2 separate regions of the Homo sapiens genome follow, and region 2 is linked to region 1. A link is a loop called in an ENCODE intact Hi-C map of the cell type or tissue named here. Cell type or tissue: CD4-positive, alpha-beta T cell. All regions are shown on one strand. Links, peaks and the distances in the headings refer to the core of each region. The heading gives the core; the rest is flanking DNA.

The links. A loop is a pair of places that touch in the nucleus more often than their neighbours do. Peaks named below come from ENCODE experiments on the same cell type or tissue, not always from the same donor. Only the 100,000 strongest peaks of a DNase experiment are listed, where the experiment ranks them.
Region 2: a loop joins it to region 1, with 6 times the contacts of the local background. A loop is called at or near these places in 47 of 110 quality-filtered maps.

The regions. Positions count from the first base shown.
Region 1 is chr2:143,031,218-143,037,161 of GRCh38, forward strand. It overlaps KYNU (kynureninase), which reads left to right. Exons shown (of 14, transcript NM_003937.3): 12 at 2,019-2,104. Among named protein-coding and RNA genes, the nearest start is that of ARHGAP15, 95 kb to the right of the region's middle. In CD4-positive, alpha-beta T cell, for the core only: CTCF peaks have their summits at 3,294 (motif pointing right) and 3,493; a DNase peak (open chromatin) is centred at 3,284.
Region 2 is chr2:143,259,543-143,265,080 of GRCh38, forward strand. All of the region lies in intron 6 of ARHGAP15 (Rho GTPase activating protein 15), which reads left to right. Among named protein-coding and RNA genes, the nearest start is that of ARHGAP15, 130 kb to the left of the region's middle. In CD4-positive, alpha-beta T cell, for the core only: a CTCF peak has its summit at 27 (motif pointing left); DNase peaks (open chromatin) are centred at 39, 2,609, 3,089 and 3,779; H3K4me3 peaks cover 520 bases; H3K27ac peaks cover 4,025 bases.

The DNA of each region.
Region 1 (5,944 bases), core at 360-5,359:
TCTTTGAGATGGGTTTTCTTATTTGGAAATAAAGGAATTGAATTTGATCAGGGGTAGCAAACTTTTTCTGTGAAAGGCCAGATAGGAAATATTTTAAGCTTTCTAGGCTATACAGTCTCTGTGGCAAATACTCAATTCCGTCATTGTGGTGGTAAAGCAGCCATAGGTGATACATAAGTGAAAGATTGTGGCTATGTTTTCATAAAACTGTATTTTAAAAAGCAGGGCCTGGCACGAAGACTCACGCCTGTAATCCCAGCACTTTGGGAGGCAAGGCAGATGGATCAATTGATCACAGGAGTTTGAGACCAGCCTGGGTGACATAGTGAGACCTTGTCTCTATAAAAACTACAGAAATTAGCCAGGAGTGGTGGTATGCATCTGTAGTCCCAGCTACTTGGGAGCCTGAGGCGGGAAGATCACCTGAGCCCGGGGAGGTCAAGGCTGCAGTGAGCCATGATTGAGCCACTGCACTCAGGCCTGGGTAACAGAGTGATACTCTGTCTCAAAAACAAAAACAAAACTAGTGGGTCAAATTTGGCCCACAGGCCATATGGCCATATATTAGTCTGTTTTCACACTGCTATAAAGATACCACCTGAGACTCAGTAATTTGAAAAGGAAAGAATTTTAATTGACTCACAGTTTCACATGGCTGGGGAAGTCTCAGGAAACTTACAATCATGTCAGAAGGCAAAGGGAAAGCAAGGCACATATGAGGTGATGGGAGGTGAGAGAGAGAGAGAAAGAGAGAGAGTGCATAAAAACTGCTGTTTTTGGCCGGGCGTGGTGGCTCACGCCTGTAATCCCAGCACTTTGGGAGGCCAAGGCGGGCGGATCACGAGGTCAGGAGATCGAGACCACCCTGGCTAACACTGTGAAACCCCATCTCTACTAAAAATACAAAAAAATTAGCTGGGCGTGGTGACAGGCACCCGTAGTCCCAGCTACTCGGAAAGCTGAGGCAGGAGAATGGCGTGAACCCGTGAGGCGGAGGTTTCAGTGAGCCAAGATCGCGCCACTGCATTCCAGCCTGGGCAACAGAGCGAGACTCCATCTCAAAAACAAAAACAAAAAAAAAAAACAAAACAAAAAAAACTGCTGTTTTTAAAACCATCAGATCTTGTGAGAACTCCTTCACTATCATGAGAACGGCATGCAGGAAACTGCCCCCATGATCCATTCACCTCCCATCAGGTCCCACCCTCGACATATGGGGATTACAATTCAAGATGAGATTTGGGTGGGGACTCAGAGCCAAACCATATCACCATAGTTTGCTTAATCCTGGATTTGATAACTATAAAAAAGTCATCAAGTTTTAACATTCTTTTAGTCAGTCATAGTGTTAACTTATCTCTGACTAGCTATCTTAACCCTATTGAATTTAACTTGCTACAGTTCAATCTGCTTAATTCTAATTAGTAGAGCATCTGTTATTAATTTACCTTTTTTATATACTTAGGCAGATCTTTTTTTTAAAGCTCCCTCTATTGTGTGTGTGTGTGTGTGTGTGTGTGTGTGTCTGTGTGTGTTCTGTAAGAGAAACCACTTGACCTAACAATCCTAGAGCTAAAAGTCAGCTTCATAGGTCATTTCATTCATATTTCTGCCTTTGGGAGACATTACAATTACATGCCACTAAAAGCTGATGCTCTCTCTCATTGACATGGTTTCATAATAGAATAGCAAATGTTGAGCAGAATAAGGAATCCTGGCTTGGGAATAGGAAGGCAGAGAATGAGATCCAGAAAAACTTCCAGAAGAGGTCATTTTTACCTTGGGTCTAAGATTTCTGGTGTTCTGCTAAGAAGTTGGGGACAAGGGAGGTGGGAACTGCTGGTAAACGGGAAATAACGTCGATATTTTAGTTCCATGGAGCTTATCTTAAATATCTCAGAAATCCTACTTAGGAAGAAAAGTTTAAGTCTTGCTCTTTTACTCTCCAGTACTCTAGTATCTTTATGGACACTTTTAAAGTTACCTTCTATGATAATGACATGATATTAATTTCTCAGAACTGCAGTTAATCCCTGGGGTCTGTGGATTCCGAATTTCAAATCCTCCCATTTTGTTGGTCTGTTCCTTGCATGCTAGTTTAGAGGTAAGTGATGTGTGTTTCAACCTTCCCACATCTTTGCGTTTTTTCTTGATCTGTTTGTGACAATTCATAGTACTTTCTCTGCTACACAGCAAGATGATACATGTGCACTGTGCATGAACAAGGGACAGAAGGCAGCATTCCCCTTTAGGACAGTGATGATGTGGTGAGGGTCTCCCTTCATTCATGTCACCAGCCCCCAGCACAATGCTTGGCACATTGTTGGCACATAGTAAATATTAAATGGAACTCTTTTGGGGAGATACGTTTTTTACTCCACTTAGAATCTGTTTAAACATGAATAAGTTATTTAACCTTCTCTTGGCCTCTCTTTATACCAAATAAGCATGCAATATTTAGTTCTTCATAAATTCGCTCATTCAACATAAATTTATTGAGAAAATATTGTGTGCCTGATGTGATTACTAGGGACTGTACTTTTTCTAGTTCATTGTAGGTGAATGAACTGACCAAGTACCATGTGACAAAGCTAGGAAAGACTTACTTGAAGGAAAAAAGAATAATCAGAGTAAACCAAAGATTAAATAAGGTTGTCTCATAAGGTAGGGTGGTTTTATGATTTTTTTAAATTGGGACTTCTATGCCATTATGTCCATTTATAGTCTCCACTATCACTGACTCAATATTTTCCTTTAAATTAATTTATATTTTTATTTAGGTAAATTTAGTCTCACCCTGAAATGATAAATATACATAACAAGAAAATGAAATTGTGATTCCTTAGATACTATTATTTAGTGTTAGACTAAATGTGGCCAAGTAAAAATATATAGGTTATATAGTATAAAATTCATATATAATGTAAATGTATAAATATTTACATAAATAATGTAAATATATAAAGTAATTGTATATTTTGTATACCTATATTTAAGTAAAATATATTTTAAGTAAATGTGCATATATATTTCTAATAGAAGTTTTACATAGAACTATTCAAACAAGGATTTGAAATTTTTTCATGTCTCCTTCTAAAATCATGTAGTTTATGATATTTTGGCAAAAACTTATAGAGGATTTCAGCATCAAATGAGTGACAGGATGAAGATTCAAAATTCCTTCTAATCTAAAATTGCATAATTCTGTGAACACTTACAGCAGTTTCTCATTCTGGCCACTGGATGGCAGCATCAAGTTCCTCTGTTTTTATTAAATTTCACCACTGGATAGTGATCATCACCTCATTTCATTCTGTCTCAATTTAAAGCGCACCTACTCAGTTTAACCACTAGATGGAGCTTGTGTTGTTTTCACTTCATGGCAGAATTTTTCTTTAACTTGGAAAATAGACACAGTAACGAGATTTTTCAGCCAGTGATATATATTTTTGACAGTTTTTTGAGTAAAAATCTGCTTAGTAAATCAGATAATGATATTTGAGTTGTTTTTATAGTATCCATTCAGATAAATATTTTGTTTAAACATTTTAAAACAAAATAAAGTTTCTGCATTCCTTGCAAGTTTGTATCAGCGAGATGTGTGACAATATCAGAAGCACCAGGACATACCTTAGGAAGAGCTTGTACCTAAAGTAATTTCCTCTGGTGCCCATATCTTTGCAAATAACTTCTCAGACGTACCTGGAAATTTCCTTTTAGACGCCTTCACTTTGGCATACTTTCTGCAGTGGACTGGCTTTTCTAGTAGTATTCACCCTTCTCTTGTGGGAAAGGAAGCACATTCCTATTCTTCCAGCCACTGTTTTCCTACCACACTGTATTAGAGTCACCTAGACAAAGTTTTTATTTTCAGTTATAATCTGAGAACTGATTTATTTTTTCTTTTTAATATCTAAACTTAAACCTCAGCCTCCTGAGTAGCTGGGACTACAGGTGTGCACCGCTACACCAGGCTAATTTTTGTAGTTTTTTGTACAGATAAAGTCTTACTATGTTACCCAGTCAATATCTAAACTTAAAACCCTAAAAGCCACAAGAAGAATGATATGCATTTCTCTGGATCTTCTAATCACTTACATATTTCCCTTGAGCCTCTTTCTGCTCATTTCACTGCTGAGACTATGTTCTAACCAAAATTATCTTTAGTTAATCAAGCCTTATGTTGGTAAAAGTGTTTTTTCAAAATTCTTTCCTACTGTAAATTGCAAAATTTTTGAATTACAAACTAATGCATTGAATTGCTTCCCTTTCTCTGTTAAAATGTCTTATTTTCTAGACATTTATGGGTTTCTCATGTGAGTAAACATCAGTGAATTAACTATGCTTCTATTAATACTTACCTTCCTTTAAGTTTTATTTATTTATATTTAGAGATGAGGTCTTGCTCTGTTGTTCAGACTGGAATGCAATAGTACGATCATGGCTTAGCATGGCCTCAAACTCCTGGGGTTCAAGTGATCCTCCTGCCCCCACCTTCCAGGTAACTGGGACTGCAGGACTGCACCACCACACTTGGCTGATTATTATTATTTATTTATTTTATTTCTTTATTTTTGAGACAGGGTCCCCTTCTGTCACTCCTAGAGTGCAGTGATGGGATCTCAGCTCACTGCAACCTCTGCCTCCTGGACTCAGTTGATCTTCCCACCTCAGCCTCCACAGCAGCTGGGACTACAAGAGTGCACCACCATGCCCGACTAATTTTTGTATTTTTTTATAGAGACAGGATTTTGCCATGTTGCCCAGGCTGATCTTGAACTACTGGCTGCAAGTGGTCCTCCTGAGTAGCTAAGACTACAGGGCATGCCACTGTGCTCAGCTTATTTTTAAATTTTTTTAGAGATGAGGTCTGGCTATGTTGTCCACGTTAATCTGGAACTCCTGGCCTCAAGCGATTCTCCTGCCTCAGTCTCCTGTTTGAAATGTTTGTTTTTCAGTGCTATAAAGAAATAGCACTTGAACGCAAATTTAATTTATTTAGTAAGGCCATTTTTACTTCCTGCAGAGAGGATACACTCGCCAGCAGTTTTGCCATGAGAGTACACCGAACAAAGGAGACAGGGTCATTTATAACCTGACGTGTCCACCCTACTGCTGTGTCCAGTTCCAATGGCTGGAATGGGACCTCCCATTCTGTATTTGTCCCGATTGGCTAGTAACTTAGAACTTTTTAAAAGACGTAAAGGTAGAGGGTAACAAAGGAAGGAGGAAGTAACTTGTGGAATGCTAAGAAAGGTAAAAACACTTTTAAATAAGGAAGAGGAACAGGCTGTGACCTAATGCTGCTTGGACCAGTATAAGCATGCCAGGGCAAATATTTAGGCTAAATTGTGGGAGCTAAAAACATAAAGTATATTGATTTATTTATTACAGCTAGCAGATATTTAAGAATGTTAGCACAGGTCTTTGAATAAATTTTGCTTCTAAGAGAAGTTACTATTTATTCCTAATTAGACGGGAAGGAAAGTCTTTGAAGAGGAACCTCTACTTTACTTTTTATACTCCTAAGCAGTTGGGATGACAGACGTGAACCACTGCACTCAGCCACCTTATCTTTTTAAACCAGTTTATTCCATTTTAGGAGATAGGTGGTTGAAGTTTCAATAAACGAAAGAAGTAAATGCATGAATCAAACTGCCTCTTTGTTGTCTCTACTTTTAAGAAATATTCAACACAGTCAAATACGAACTGGAGGAGAGATTCTATACTTAAGAATCAATCACATATAAATAAGACCTTAGATTTTTAATGCAATGACTTTTTAAAAAGATATTAATATGGCTTTTTTTAATAAATACATGTGTATATGGTTGATTGATATAAAAAATAGCACATTGTAATCAGTTTCAAACTGTCCTTTTGTTTATATTTTTTTATCTGAATCATTTATACAATAGTTCTTAAAATATTGTGGATCAAGGGA
Region 2 (5,538 bases), core at 2-5,001, 230 kb after region 1:
TATTCATAAAAGCATTGCTGCCATCTGGTGGCTACTTGGCATTTCAACACTGGCTTCTCTGATTCGGTTTGACTGGGTGCTCTCGGGAGGTATTTAAAGAAGAGCTTTAAGTGGTAAAATATAAATGTGGACATCCTCTGGCCCTACATGTCATTCATCTGATGGCAGTCCTTTCTCCCTGTCTTGTCGTGGAATGGAGGATTCAGGGAGAGGAAATGAGATACTTGGATATCTTTTGTCCTGAATGTGAAAGTGTATTTTACATGGCTTATCTAAAGAAGTTACTCTTGGCTGTTGTTGACTGATGAATTTTATCGACATTCATTTCTGTTGGCAAATAAATAAGTATATACCCAAATATTAAGAAGGTTTATTGAATCTAAAGATATGCTATTTTGCTTAAATAAGAATATACATGAGATGCTTTAATCCCTCATTTGGATCTAAGCATGAATTTTTTTAAGTTATCAGTCACTGAATTTGACTTTAGAAATAATATAATTTAGAATGTCAAAAAAGAAAATGTACAGAGGTTCATAAATTTCTTCCCATTTATTCAATTGTTATATTAAAATGGGAGGATTGTTAATGACTCAGAAACTCGTAATCCTTCTTCATGAATTTTCAAGTTAAATGACAAATATTATTCAGTTCACATCGCACTTTTTGTTGAAAATAAAATAGTTAAAATTTAAGAAATTTTGATGATTCTCAAGCATCAGTGTATTAACTCATTCTTAACAAGAACCAATTAGAATTAGGATATCTCTGTAATTTTAGTACGGTTTTAAGTTTCCAATAATCGTAGAAAGTCTCCTTGGTATGTAATGAAAACCTTGACCCTTTAAATGGCTATTTATATAGATCACAAGTCTTTGAAGATTATAGGAGATAATGAGTTAAAATTGCCCCAGGAGGAAAGCTGAAGTTTTCTTCTGAATTCTCAGGGATGATATTTAATAGTTAATATTCAGTTTCTAGTGAATATTTCCCTGTATCATTAAACTGCCTTCTGATTTAGTAAAAGTCAGATAACAAAGAACCATTACACTAAATCTGGAGAATTATATACTGAATTAATATTATCCTTTACAAGAAAATGTGGAAATGCCTATATTGAAAGTAAGACTTTTGGGTTTTATTTTTAAATTTGTGGGTAAGATTTTCAATCTGTGAATACATACTTGATATTCCCTTTGTTACTAGCTATTTCTACCACTAAAAATAATTCCTTCTTCAAAATATGTAATTTGGCTTATGGAAGAATGTTGCTCATCTTCTCTAGGAAGATGGCTCGATTCCCCATCCTTCCTCTGTTCTCCATTCTACTCACATTTAGGAAGGATATGAACAACAACAACAATAAAACCTTGCAAAGAAAGTAAAATCGATAATGATTATATCCCTGTCTCTTTCATCTGTAAGTATAAAATTTCAACTAAATTATTCTCCTAATAGACTTGGATACAACCCTGTGGTGGTTTCTAATGGCTCCATAATAGAGATAGTAAACCTTGTAGCTATGGTCAGGATGCCCTAGGTTTTAGTCATAAGTTGCTAATGTTTGTTTCAATAACATTTGCTCTTTGGCAGCTTTTACAGCTACTTAACACTAAATTCCCATTTAGTCAGGAGGATCATTCATATACTGTAATGAATGATGTCACCTTAAATCCTTTACTATGTAATTGCTGGATGTTACATTTTATAGTGGGGCATTTGATGGTGTATTTGTTTATGCTAAATTTTATGACAGTGACAGCTGTATCTTGGAGGAATGACCTTTTTTTTTTTTTTTTTTTTTTTTTTGAGACGGAGTCTCACTCTGTCACCCAGGCTTGAGTGGAGTACAGTGGCACCGTGTTGGTTCACTGCAACCTCCGTCTCCTGAGTTCAAGCAATTCTCCTGCCTCAGTCTCCTGAGTAGCTGGTATTACAGGAACCCACCACCACACCCGGCTAATTTTTTTTTTTTTTAATATTTTTAGTAGAGACGGGGTTTCACCATGTTGGCCAAGCTGGTCTCGAACTCCTGATCTCAGGTGATTACCAGCCTTGGCCTCCCATAGTGCTGGGATTACAGGCCTAAGCCACGGTGCCTGGCCGACCCTTTTCGTTCATAGGAATCTAGTTTCAAATCTTTTTAAGCAAATAGTTTCATCATATTTGCCTTCTGGCTTAGGCTAGGTTCCCCTGAAAGAAAAATTTGAGACTAGGAATTGTGTGCAAGCAGTTTATTTGATTGAAGAAAGCAGAAATTAAGAACTAGCAAGAGTGAAACAGAAGGAAGAAAAGCCAATGCAGAACCCATTATTGAGTTGGTCATAGGGTAGCTAGGACAACTTGCCAGAATTTTCCACCCAAGGATAGACAAGATGAAGCATTTGTTCATTAGCTCCTGAGCCTTTGGTTTCTGGTTGCCTCTGGGTGGGGATAATGTCTTTAGATCTTGAGTTTCAGGCTGTTCATGGGTGGGCGTGTCAAGAAGGCTCTTTCAGGTTTCCTACCCTGTAGAACCAGGAAATATCCACAGCAGATAGTAAAAGATGTGTAACGCGTGCTGAGGCAAGATGCAGTCAGTACAAAGGAGTTGAAGTCCACACAGAACTGTTGCACCAGCTGCAGCTGTAGTGACACCCACACAGCTAAGAGGATGTGAAGCAGGGCACAGGAAGCATCTGATGCAATTTACCGCTTGCAATATTCAAATTTACTTATCTCATGTTAAATCTAATCTGTTGCCATGTCTTCAAAATGATGGCTGGCCTCAATCTCTACAAAAGAGCTAATAAAAATGTTTTTGTTTAAAAAATAAAAATAAAAAAGCTCCACTCCTCCACTGCAACTGTGTATGAGGCCATATTTGATATTTATCATCTACCACCTTCACTCATTCTAGATTTTCCTCATCCTCAGCCAGGAGGAGTTTAGTCGGTTTTGTTTGTCTGAAGGAGTCAATCGGACCTTTGTATATGCGGGGTCTGAACCTTTGATTTTTTTTTTTTTTTTTTTTTTTTACTTTGTCACGCCCTGTTCACTGTAGTTGACAGTTCACTGCTCTCATCAGGCCTAGATGTACCACAAGACATCTCACTGAATCATCTGACTTCCAGATTCATTCTTCCTCCTGCTGCTGTGCATATGCAACCTTACTTTCTCATTATAATTAGGGTCAGCTATCCCCATGAATATAGTAGCTATTTTAGTTGCCCTCTTGTACACATCATGAGTATCCATAGTTACCATGCAGTGGTCACAGCTTTGAGTTCATGATACTTACTAATCCCTGTTAGAAGCAGAACTCTCCCGTATCCCAAGAATAAGAATATCTAATTCAGCAGAGCCAAAGTTGCAAAACCCAGAAGCATACATGCTGCAGATAGGTTACTACGGGGGCTACTCTTACTCCTACCTTTTGGTCCTTAGACCCACATATTCCACCTACTGGAGACACCATGTCATGTAACATCATGTATCAATGGTGTGCCATGCATTGATTCAGTGAATATACTGCAACTTGGAATATTGAACCCCCAAAAAACAGGATCCTGTCTCCAAACTACTACCTAAGCAGACACTTTAAGAGGCCACTTCATTATTAGATCAGGTTGATTTCTTCCAAGTGATGTGACATTTAGTAAGAACGGCAGATCTTAAGATCACGTGCCTGGTGTTTCATTTCCCTCATTTCCTTGATTTCAGGCAAGATCATGAATCACCCCACATTGCTAATTCAGCATTCTTAAAGATCTGGAATGGTAGGGCAGGCAGAGACACCATAATCAGAGAAAGCAAACCCATAGAATGAATCACTGTTCCCCCAAGGATGGAAGGGGTCTGATGTTGTCAGTTTGCTGTCAAACACCTGGTTTGTCCTGAAGGGGTCAGTATCTGCCTCTGCTGCTGGAAGATCATGTAATCAGTGGTAGGTAGCCTTGGGGAGAAAAAGCCATGATGTTGAGTGTGTGCAGCATCTCCATCTCTGCCACATGGCCACTCCACTCATGGGCCTATTGTGCATGTTGTAAGTGACTAAAGAGAGGCTAAAGAACTTCAACTGACCAGTCATCTGGTACATTGGCTTACCCTCTGGTAGATGTAGACAAGGATCTGCATGCTCTGGATACATTCTTATGAATCTTCTAACATTTCCCAGGCTTCTTGTTTCTAATCTTTCAGACTGTCTCCTTCCAGGCCTCTAAAGAGCAGGAAAAGTCACCTTCCATTGCCTGGAAATCAGTCTATATTCTAACCTCAGGCTACCCTCCTCTCAAGATGGCTGCTTGCCTCTCTGTCCTGTGGGAGGATTTCTCTTCACCACAGTCCTATAAGATGACTGGGTGGGTCTACGGTGAAGCTGCAGTCTTTTTTTTTTTTTTTTTTTTTTTTTTTTTTTTTTTTGTGCTCACCAACATACTGAGCTAACCCATCCATGAATCAGGCTTGAGGTTTTTTTTCATCATTCATCAGCTGGCTTCAAGCATCTCCATGAAGCCCTAGGGGTGAACTCAGGGAGAGGCACCAGTGTTAACAGTGACAAGAAAAATGGGAATTTGAGCCATCTGTTCATGGAACTTTCTTAATCCCTCTAGACCTGTTTAGGCCAAATTCTGAATATAGCATTTCAATCCATGGATTGTTGTCCACTCTATGATTCAGTGAATTCAAAAATACCCAGGTCATCATGAGAAGCTGAAGCCATAGAGTTGTCTGATGTCATATAATTAGATATTCCTTCTCTATTCTGACCCAGCAATAGGCCAGAAGCTACTTTTCAAATGGGAAGGATATTTTTGCTGTGGAAGGTAAGGCCTTCCTCCAGAACCTTAAAGACTTTCATTGTGAGGCTGTTAGTATAACCTACCACACACTCCACAGTAATATTATATTTCACTTTCTCACTAAATTTTCTGAATCATATTCCCAAGAGTCAAGGAGCTCACATGACAGCCTGGACCTGCTGCAGGCATTGGTAGTTATGAATAGCCACCCTGGTATATGAATGACATTCAGAAATACTCCTATTGTCCAATCTACTAACTTATCTAGTAATGACAGTCCCGGGCTTGTGGTCATATCACCCTATGAGAATATCTGAGTGAGGCCCAGATTCCTGATTGTCTGCAAACAGTGGCAGTTTTAAACCACTAAATATTGGGCCGGTTTGTTACAGAGCAATAGCTAATTGATACAAGTAATATGTCTACAAATACAGTAGTTTGATTTTTACAAGAAATGGTGACATATTTGAAAGTCAAGTTCAACCGGTATTAACGGACCTTGGAAAAAAGATAATGAGACCACAGTTCTTGGTGTCAGCTTCTAATAATTAATTACCAAGCACTAGCTCCATAGAGGCTTGTAGAGAACATGCAGGTGGTGCCATTTCATCTGGTCATGTAGCTTTTCTGTTACTCAGATTGTTTACAGAAATAGCTGCCTAACAAAGTTAACTTCTAGGAAGGATGCCAGGTTACACGGAATCATACCAGAGTCTTAGAATCACATTGGGCTTTCACCCAAAGTTTTTGCAACATT